Regions from separate parts of the Mus musculus genome. Here all the other regions are linked to region 3. A link is a loop called in an ENCODE intact Hi-C map of the cell type or tissue named here. Cell type or tissue: left cerebral cortex. All regions are shown on one strand.

What was found. A loop is a pair of places that touch in the nucleus more often than their neighbours do. Peaks named below come from ENCODE experiments on the same cell type or tissue, not always from the same donor. Only the 100,000 strongest peaks of a DNase experiment are listed, where the experiment ranks them.
Region 1: it touches region 3 in a loop (5-fold over the local background); 10 of 42 quality-filtered maps call a loop at or near these places.
Region 2: it touches region 3 in a loop (4-fold over the local background); 6 of 42 quality-filtered maps call a loop at or near these places.

The regions. Positions count from the first base shown.
Region 1 is chr19:35,124,407-35,126,906 of GRCm38, forward strand. No RefSeq gene overlaps it. Among named protein-coding and RNA genes, the nearest start is that of Gm31568, 26 kb to the right of the region's middle. In left cerebral cortex, a CTCF peak has its summit at 1,090 (motif pointing right); DNase peaks (open chromatin) are centred at 1,174 and 2,176; H3K4me3 peaks cover 280 bases.
Region 2 is chr19:35,495,418-35,497,917 of GRCm38, forward strand. No RefSeq gene overlaps it. Among named protein-coding and RNA genes, the nearest start is that of Gm25611, 260 kb to the right of the region's middle. In left cerebral cortex, a CTCF peak has its summit at 1,182; no DNase peak of the experiment used is centred here.
Region 3 is chr19:36,056,210-36,058,709 of GRCm38, forward strand. It overlaps Htr7 (5-hydroxytryptamine (serotonin) receptor 7), which reads right to left and starts at 1,151. Exons shown (of 3, transcript NM_008315.3): 1 at 497-1,151. The coding sequence starts at 1,044. In left cerebral cortex, a CTCF peak has its summit at 1,150 (motif pointing right); DNase peaks (open chromatin) are centred at 140, 788, 925, 1,106 and 1 more place; H3K4me3 peaks cover 1,821 bases.

The DNA of each region.
Region 1 (2,500 bases), 930 kb before region 3:
GTAACTCTCTCTCTCTCTCTCTCTCTCTCTCTCTCTCTCTCTCTCTGTGTGTGTGTGTGTGTGTGTGTGTGTGTGTACATGCACTTCCTGTGTATGTCTTTGGATAGGCAAGGGTGATGTTGAGTGTCTTTCTTGAATATTTTCTCTCTTACTTTAAAAAATATTTATTTGTGTTTTTAATTATACGTGTGTACGGGCATGCACATGTGCGTGCAGGTGCCAATGAGGCCGGAGACCTGCTGGAGTCTTTAGTTGCAGTTTATTTGTACTGTGTGGGTGCTTAGAATCCAAATCCAGACTTCTATGAGAGCAGTTCCTCACTCTTGAGGTCTCAGCCATCTGTCTATCCCCCTCTATCTGTCTTTTGAGACAAGGTCTATCATTGAGCCTGAAGCTTGCCTCTTTGAATACATTGGCATGCCTGGAAAGCTCTTGGGATCTTCCAGCCTCCACCTCCCCAGTGTTGGGATTTCAGACGAATACGCAGTAGCTTGAGTGTAGTGCATCTGAGCTCAGGTGCTGATGACTGCGCCAAGCACCTTGATGACAGAGCAATCTTCCAAGCTTAGCTTGTTGTATGAACGAATGAACCCATTCTGTTTCAGAGATGCCAGATGTGTTTTCTTTTTTTTAATTACTACACAATTGAAAATCAGTTGGGAGAGGATTAGAATGTGTTGTGGGTTATTTCCTATGTGGAAAAGTGCAGGTTGTGATTTCCTTTAAATGCTAACATTTGGGGGTGAATTTGCTTCAGTTTATCGACCGTGTTCTTTTAGTCTAAGCTGACGTTTTTTGCAACCATCGACAGCGTTCAATAAATGCAGTAGACTTGACTATGAATCTATGTAGCTAGCTATGTAGATGTGTAAAGATGACATGCTAACTAACCTGTAAAGTCCTCTTTTGTTCATCCACGGAATGGGGATGGTCAAGAGAATAAATTAGATAGTACACATACAGTTTTGAGCACAGAGTCAAGGAACACTGTAGACATCCAGTAAGTCTTAGCAGTTATTGTCAGTATTACTAATGTCTTCATTTCTAAAGTTGCTTCCAATTTTCTGATACTAATTTTCCTCAATGGCCACTAGGTGGCAATACGGTTAGTTGAAAATACACCGTGAGGGCTTTTCTTTCTACCAGTAAAAAAATCTGTGATGACAGGTAATTTCAAGCACTTTGTCTTAAGCTGCGACTTAATGGCTAAGAGGTTTGCATTATTTTGTATTGAAAAATGCTGGAACAGATCCTATTTGGTTCAGCTATATTTCCATTAAGTTCCCTCCTCCTTTTGCTCTTCCTCTAAATGGGAAAATATTGCTGAGTGTTCTGGATGGCACCGTTAACTCTACAGCCACACGAGCCACCCAAAGCTTGCAAAACACTGGGAAGGATGTCAGTTCTGTATCTCCAGTCTACTGTACTGAAGGGATCACCAGGCCAAACTCCACAGTGACTCAGAGGCAAGGCCATTGGACTGCCTTAGATGGAAGCTAAAGACAATTAGATAGTTCTCAGTGTGAAATGGATAAATTCATAAAGAGCCCGGTGCACCAACAGGAAACTGTTCCCCACCATGCTTAGAGATGCTGCATTGAGGGAAAGAGGCTGTTGTGACATCTGTGGAATGCAATAAATAAACAACAAAATACAAATATAAATACTGTCCTTATTGACAGCGCGATAGATGTGAAAATTATGTCTTACCTTGTAGGTTATCAAGGTATTATTTCATGACTGTTATCAAAGATGTGTGAAAGATCTATTAGAAAAGAATAACTTAGCTGTTAAGGAAATTTGGAGGGGTTGAGTGTCTTAATATAGGATGAGTTGTCAAATTCACCCCATTATACTTTAACCATGGACTCTACAAAGGAAACAAACGTTTCCTGCAGATGGCTAAACTAGCTATGGTATCCACAATGTGGTATATACTCAACAAATGTTGGTTATACAATGATAAAATATCCAATAAATTATAGCAAGTAAATGGATCCTGCTGGGAGTCATTGAAAGGAATTTGCAACTAGCATACCGTGTTCTGCTCATATGAGGATCTTATCTGTGCCAAACACATGAAGATGTGAAATTCAAATAAAAATATCGAAAGAAGTAAAAGAAAAAGTCAAGTTTAAAAATAAAGCAGAGACTTCTACGAGTCAGAAATGAAACATTGGAATCTGGGGAGACTGTCTGCCTTCCTTCGTGGGAGTAAAGATGGGTCCTGCTCCTATGACAACCGAAGTAAACAGAACCCTGTGAAGTGCAGCTTTGGGCCCTGGCCTGCTGCTCGCCCTTAACCCCGATCTTTTCCAGAATGAGTAAGAAGCCTACTACAGTCGACATGCATAGCTGTTTTCCTCCTAAGTGCAGGGAATTGCGTTTCATTTTCTTTATTTTACAAAGCATATTGAAAAGGGAACTAACTATTACTCACGGAAATGATTCAGATAGGGCAAGCTCCCAGACACTATGAGAAAAAAAAAATAATCCCCAA
Region 2 (2,500 bases), 560 kb before region 3:
ACAGCCAGCTCAAGACAACCTTTAGGGAAGAGAGCCAAGAAAAATAAATACACATTTCATGCCAGTACTCCCCAGAGGTAGACTCCAATCAGAACTAGAATTTGAACCTGTTAATTCTGTCTGTCCTTGAGCCAAAAAGACAGCTCAGCAGGTGAAGGCATTGCTGCTGACTCTGACAGCCTGTATTCAGCCCCCAAGCTCCTCATGATGGAGCGGGAGAACAAACCCCAACAAGTTCTCTTCTCACTTCTCTTCTCACCTCCACACGTATGCCTTTGGCAGATGCATGCCTTGTGCGCACACGGGCACACGCACACGCACGAACACACACACACACACACACACACACACACACACACAGAATATAAATGTAATAAAAACCATGTTAAAAACTGTAGTCTCTATTGCAAGATGCCATCAGAAATAAGAGGGTAGAGAAACATGGAGAATTATCTTGAATAAGTTTAAAAGTTTTCACATAGAGGTTTTGATATATATGTGCATTCATATACACACATACATACACACACAAACAGACACACACATATACACACATATATTAAAAACAAATTAACTCTATCGGTATTTGTAGTCCTGATTCATGAATTTCTCATTCTAGTGCTGTAGTATGCACACAACTGTTGATCATTGAGAATATTTAGTTCTATTTCCTTTGGTTTTATGTTCTTAGAAGCTTATCAATGTAAGTTTCAATGCTATATCTATTTCAATATAAATATTACACAGTTTTATTGATTTTCCATCTTTGGAAACATTTTTCAAATATTTGAAATAACAATTGTTTAAATTTAATTGTTAAAACTTCTAGGCATTTGTGAATTATACATATGTTTGTGCTTATGATACTGTTGATAAAAGAATTTTTTTCACTTCTAGAAAAAAAAGGAAGGAAAAGAAAAATGTAAGATGTACCTACACAGGAAACTATTCAGATCTCTGACATAAGGGATGAGAATATCCTTTTATAATCTTATAAAAAAGAAACCCAGCTTTGAGTACTATGCACTGGATCCTTTTCGCCCGAAGAGCATAAGTTATCTTTCAGTTGGAGGCACACTTTACAAAACAAATCCTGTAAACTATATTGCAGAAGTAGAACATGTTTAGCAGTACAAATTTCAAATGATTTTTTCCCACTGCTTTTCCAAATAAGTCCTTTAGAGAGCAGCATCTTAAAAATGATTTCCTAGGAGCAGTGTAGAATAAACTTGTACATTTGTTCCTGCTGTGATACATGATTGCTCAAAGTTGTATATACACATATTTTTTTCCAGTTTGCTTTTGTTATCTGCCCAGTATCTAAAATCTAAGACTTCATTCTACTTTCTTAATACTCTCTTAATTATACCTGTGGCACTGAGAAGGGGATACACACCATCGGGCTCTTCTTTGTTTTTTAAAGAAAGTGAACTGAAAGTGTCTCTAGCTCTTTTCATTTGAATTAGAAATGTTTTTTTTTTTTTTTTTTTTTTTTTTACTCGATGAGCCAATTGGTGTTTGAATTAGTTCAAATAATCTAATCTGTGTAAGTACATAACTTCATTCTCCATGGCCCAATGATGTTCAGCAGCTCATGCTACAGAGTTTGAGATCCTTAGGTGTTCTGGATGTTGGGACTACACTGCTGGTTTATAAAGGTTCATGTCCCTGAATTTCACATGGTAACAACAGTCAAATAGAAAGCGATATAATAAAGCTCTTAAATTATATAGCGTGGATCTGCAGAAAAGAAAAGTTCTGTACAAATGGGGTAAATGTTTTGAGTTTTCTATCTACTTTCCCTTTTGTTTGTTGTCACTATCACTTGTGTATGTTTCATGTCTGCCATTGGTCCTATCAGAACTAATTGTCTGAAGTGTGTTTAAGTCATCAGAGAGAGAATATATCAGTGATATCCTGTGAATTATTGCTTGCTGATAAAATCTGTGCCATAAGCATTTGAAAGTAAATAGAATGAAATATGTCCTTAACTATCATAAATACATTGATATGTTTTGTTCTAGCATATCACAAGAGAACTTTTCCTGATGTAAGATCTATTTAATTTTAAATCTTGTGTATAGTATAGGGGGGCTCATGCACAAAGAAGTGCAGGTTCTCTGGAAGCCAGAAGGGGACATTGGATTCCCTGGAACTGAATTACAGATAGTTAGGAGTTGCCCAATATGTGTACTGGGAACTGAAATTATGTCATTTATAAGAGCAGGATTCAACCTTAGATACCTAGATTTTTTTACCTAGATACTTAAAATATTTTACTATATCATGCTATTCATTGTACTAGGCTGAAATCTAATGTACAGAATAAGTTCTTCATAACCAAAGTTCATGAAACTTTTATTGTTAATTCAAAAATGTGTTCTTGAGTTATAATGCCTAAATTTATTCTTTTCCATTACTTTTGTGTTTATTACAAAGCTTCCTATTTGTAGTTGAATTTCTTTATCTCCAGTATTAGTTACTTTGTCTAAATTATTAT
Region 3 (2,500 bases):
TGCGGCATTTAAGAGCCCAATACTAGGACCATTCAAGGGCCTTTCTTCATCCTCAGAGTAGCTCCTAAAATCTGGGAAGCACCGTGTCTTTCTGACTGATGACTTAAAGAGAGAAATGACCGTATGGATCACAGCAATGGTTTGTCAAGCTAGGAGCATCAGACCAATTTCTCACACACACTTCCCCCCAAAAAGAAACAAACAAAGGGACCCCCCTGGTGGAATTGCTAGTACTTTTAAAACTCTGGTCTTAGAACCATCACTACACTAAACCGGAAACATTTCAACGTTTCTTTTAAAGGTTTGTTTGTCTTTAGCCTGTGCTTGAAGTTGCTTGGTTGGTGTAGGGGTGATGGGTGCGGGGTTGTATTTTTAAGCTCAGCCCTTATTCCCGCCGTGAAGTCTAGCTGGATCGATCCTCCCAGAAAAGGCTGGCACGAGCTCAGCGCCCTGCACATCTCCAGCAGAGCCTGGGACGGGGCGGCCTGTCCCTTACCTGTCGATGCTGATCACGCACAGGGTCATGATCGAGGCCGTGCAGCACATGACGTCCATGGCGATGAAGACGTTGCAGAAGAAGTGGCCGAAGATCCACTTGCCCCCGATGAGGTCCGTGACACTAACGAAAGGCATGACCGCCACGGCCACCGAGAGGTCAGCCAGCGCCAGGGACACAATCAGGTAGTTGGAGGGCTGGCGGAGCTTCTTGACAAAGCACACCGAGATCACCACCAGGCAGTTGCCCGCGATCGTCAGCAGCGTGATGAGCGTCAGGATGGAGCCGATCACAACTTTCTCGACTCTGCCATAGTTGATCTGCTCCCCGCAGCCGGAGACATTGTCCGGGGGCGCGTCCCAGGTGGGCGCCGGGCTAGCTGTCACCTCTGGGAAGCCGCTCAGCAGGTGCGGCATCCAGGAGCTCACCACCGAGTGGGCGCCACCGTCGGGGCTCAGGTCCTGCAGCCTGCGCCCCACCTCCGGCAGGATGAGAGAGCGGAGATGGCCGTAGAGGTCGGGGCGGCCGCTGCTGTTAACGTCCATCATCGTGCCGAGCGCCGCTGCCCATGGAGCCGGCGCCCCCGCCAAGCGCTCCGGCAGCCGGCCCCAGGGCTGGATTCACCTTGCCCGCTCGGCTCCGCGCGGCCCAGCCATGGGGTCCGGCGCTGGCCACTGGGGGGCGCCCGGCTCGGCCTCGCGACCCCGCACGTCCCAGGGTCCCCCAGACGCTGCGGGTGACGCGTGGGCGAGGACTCCCCGCGGGAGGCGCCAGCGGTCCCCGACGGGCACGGGGGAGGCGCAGGGTGGCGAGCCGAGCCCGGCCGGGCTGGCCGCACCGCAGCCCCGCAGCGACGCGCGCCGGGGCCGAGAGCGCCCGGCCGCCGTGGCCGAAGTTGCGGAGTGCGCCCCGCCCCTCGCGCCCGCCGCCGCCGCTCCCCTGCGGCAGCCGCGCCGCGTCCCAGCCACCGCCTCCGGCAGCCGCCAGCGCCCCGCGCGCTCCGGGACGGGCTTCCCCTGCTGGGCAGCCCCGCCGCTGCGCACCGTGCAAATGCCCAGCCCTGGCTCGCCCTGCCGCAGACCCCCTGGCCTCAGCACTGTAGCAAATGACAAGCGGGGTGGGAGCGGTTTGCTTTTCAAGAAGACTCGGGGGTCACTGCATGAACCGGTGAAGAACCTTGTTGGAGAATATATTTTAAGCCCTTAATAAAAATAAATAAATAAAAATTAAAGGGAAAAATTACCTTTTTGAGCACTACATCAAGCATCAAATAGATAGTTCCGTTTCCCATTTTGACCACTTATGAGAGAAATCGAAGATGGAAAAAAAGGAAGCAGCCAGATGGGGTGGGCGAAGGAGCTCTGGTGCTCTGATGAAAAAGAAGAAAGAAAGAAAGAAAGAAAGAAAGAAAGAAAGAAAGAAAGAAAGAAAGAAAGAAAGAAAGAAAGAAAGAAGAGTAGGAGTGCCCAAGGCCCTGGCAGCTAGGATAGCACTACGCACTAGCTTCCGGGTGGCTTCAACCCTTCCTAACCTTTTTGAGGGCTAGAGACAGGCCTCTCCACTTGAAAATGCACCCTGGCTGCCTTTACATAAAGGCTTCCAAATATACAATATCGAGATATGGCTTGAATTTCCCTTCACATCCTGAAAGTCTTGCATACACACGTAAAGAATGACCGGTTATAATGGCCTGCAGACCTGGAGACGTCTGCCTATAAAAGCTATTGCCTAAAACCCCCTCTCTGGTATTCAAACTCTGTCAGGGAGGCTGGATTTTATTATTCATGAGACGGCTTAGCTTCATTCCATTTGTTTAAAAGTTTTATTGGAAGCCATAGTGATTTCTATAGTTAAGGTTCCAAAAAAAAAAAAAATTCAAATGCGTTTTCTTTTCTAGTTAGACCTGATGATTTAGAGGAGGGGGGTGAGGGGGGAGGAGGAGGAGAAGAAAGGAAGGAAGGAAGGAAGGAAGGAAGGAAGGAAGGAAGGAAGGAGAGAGAGAGA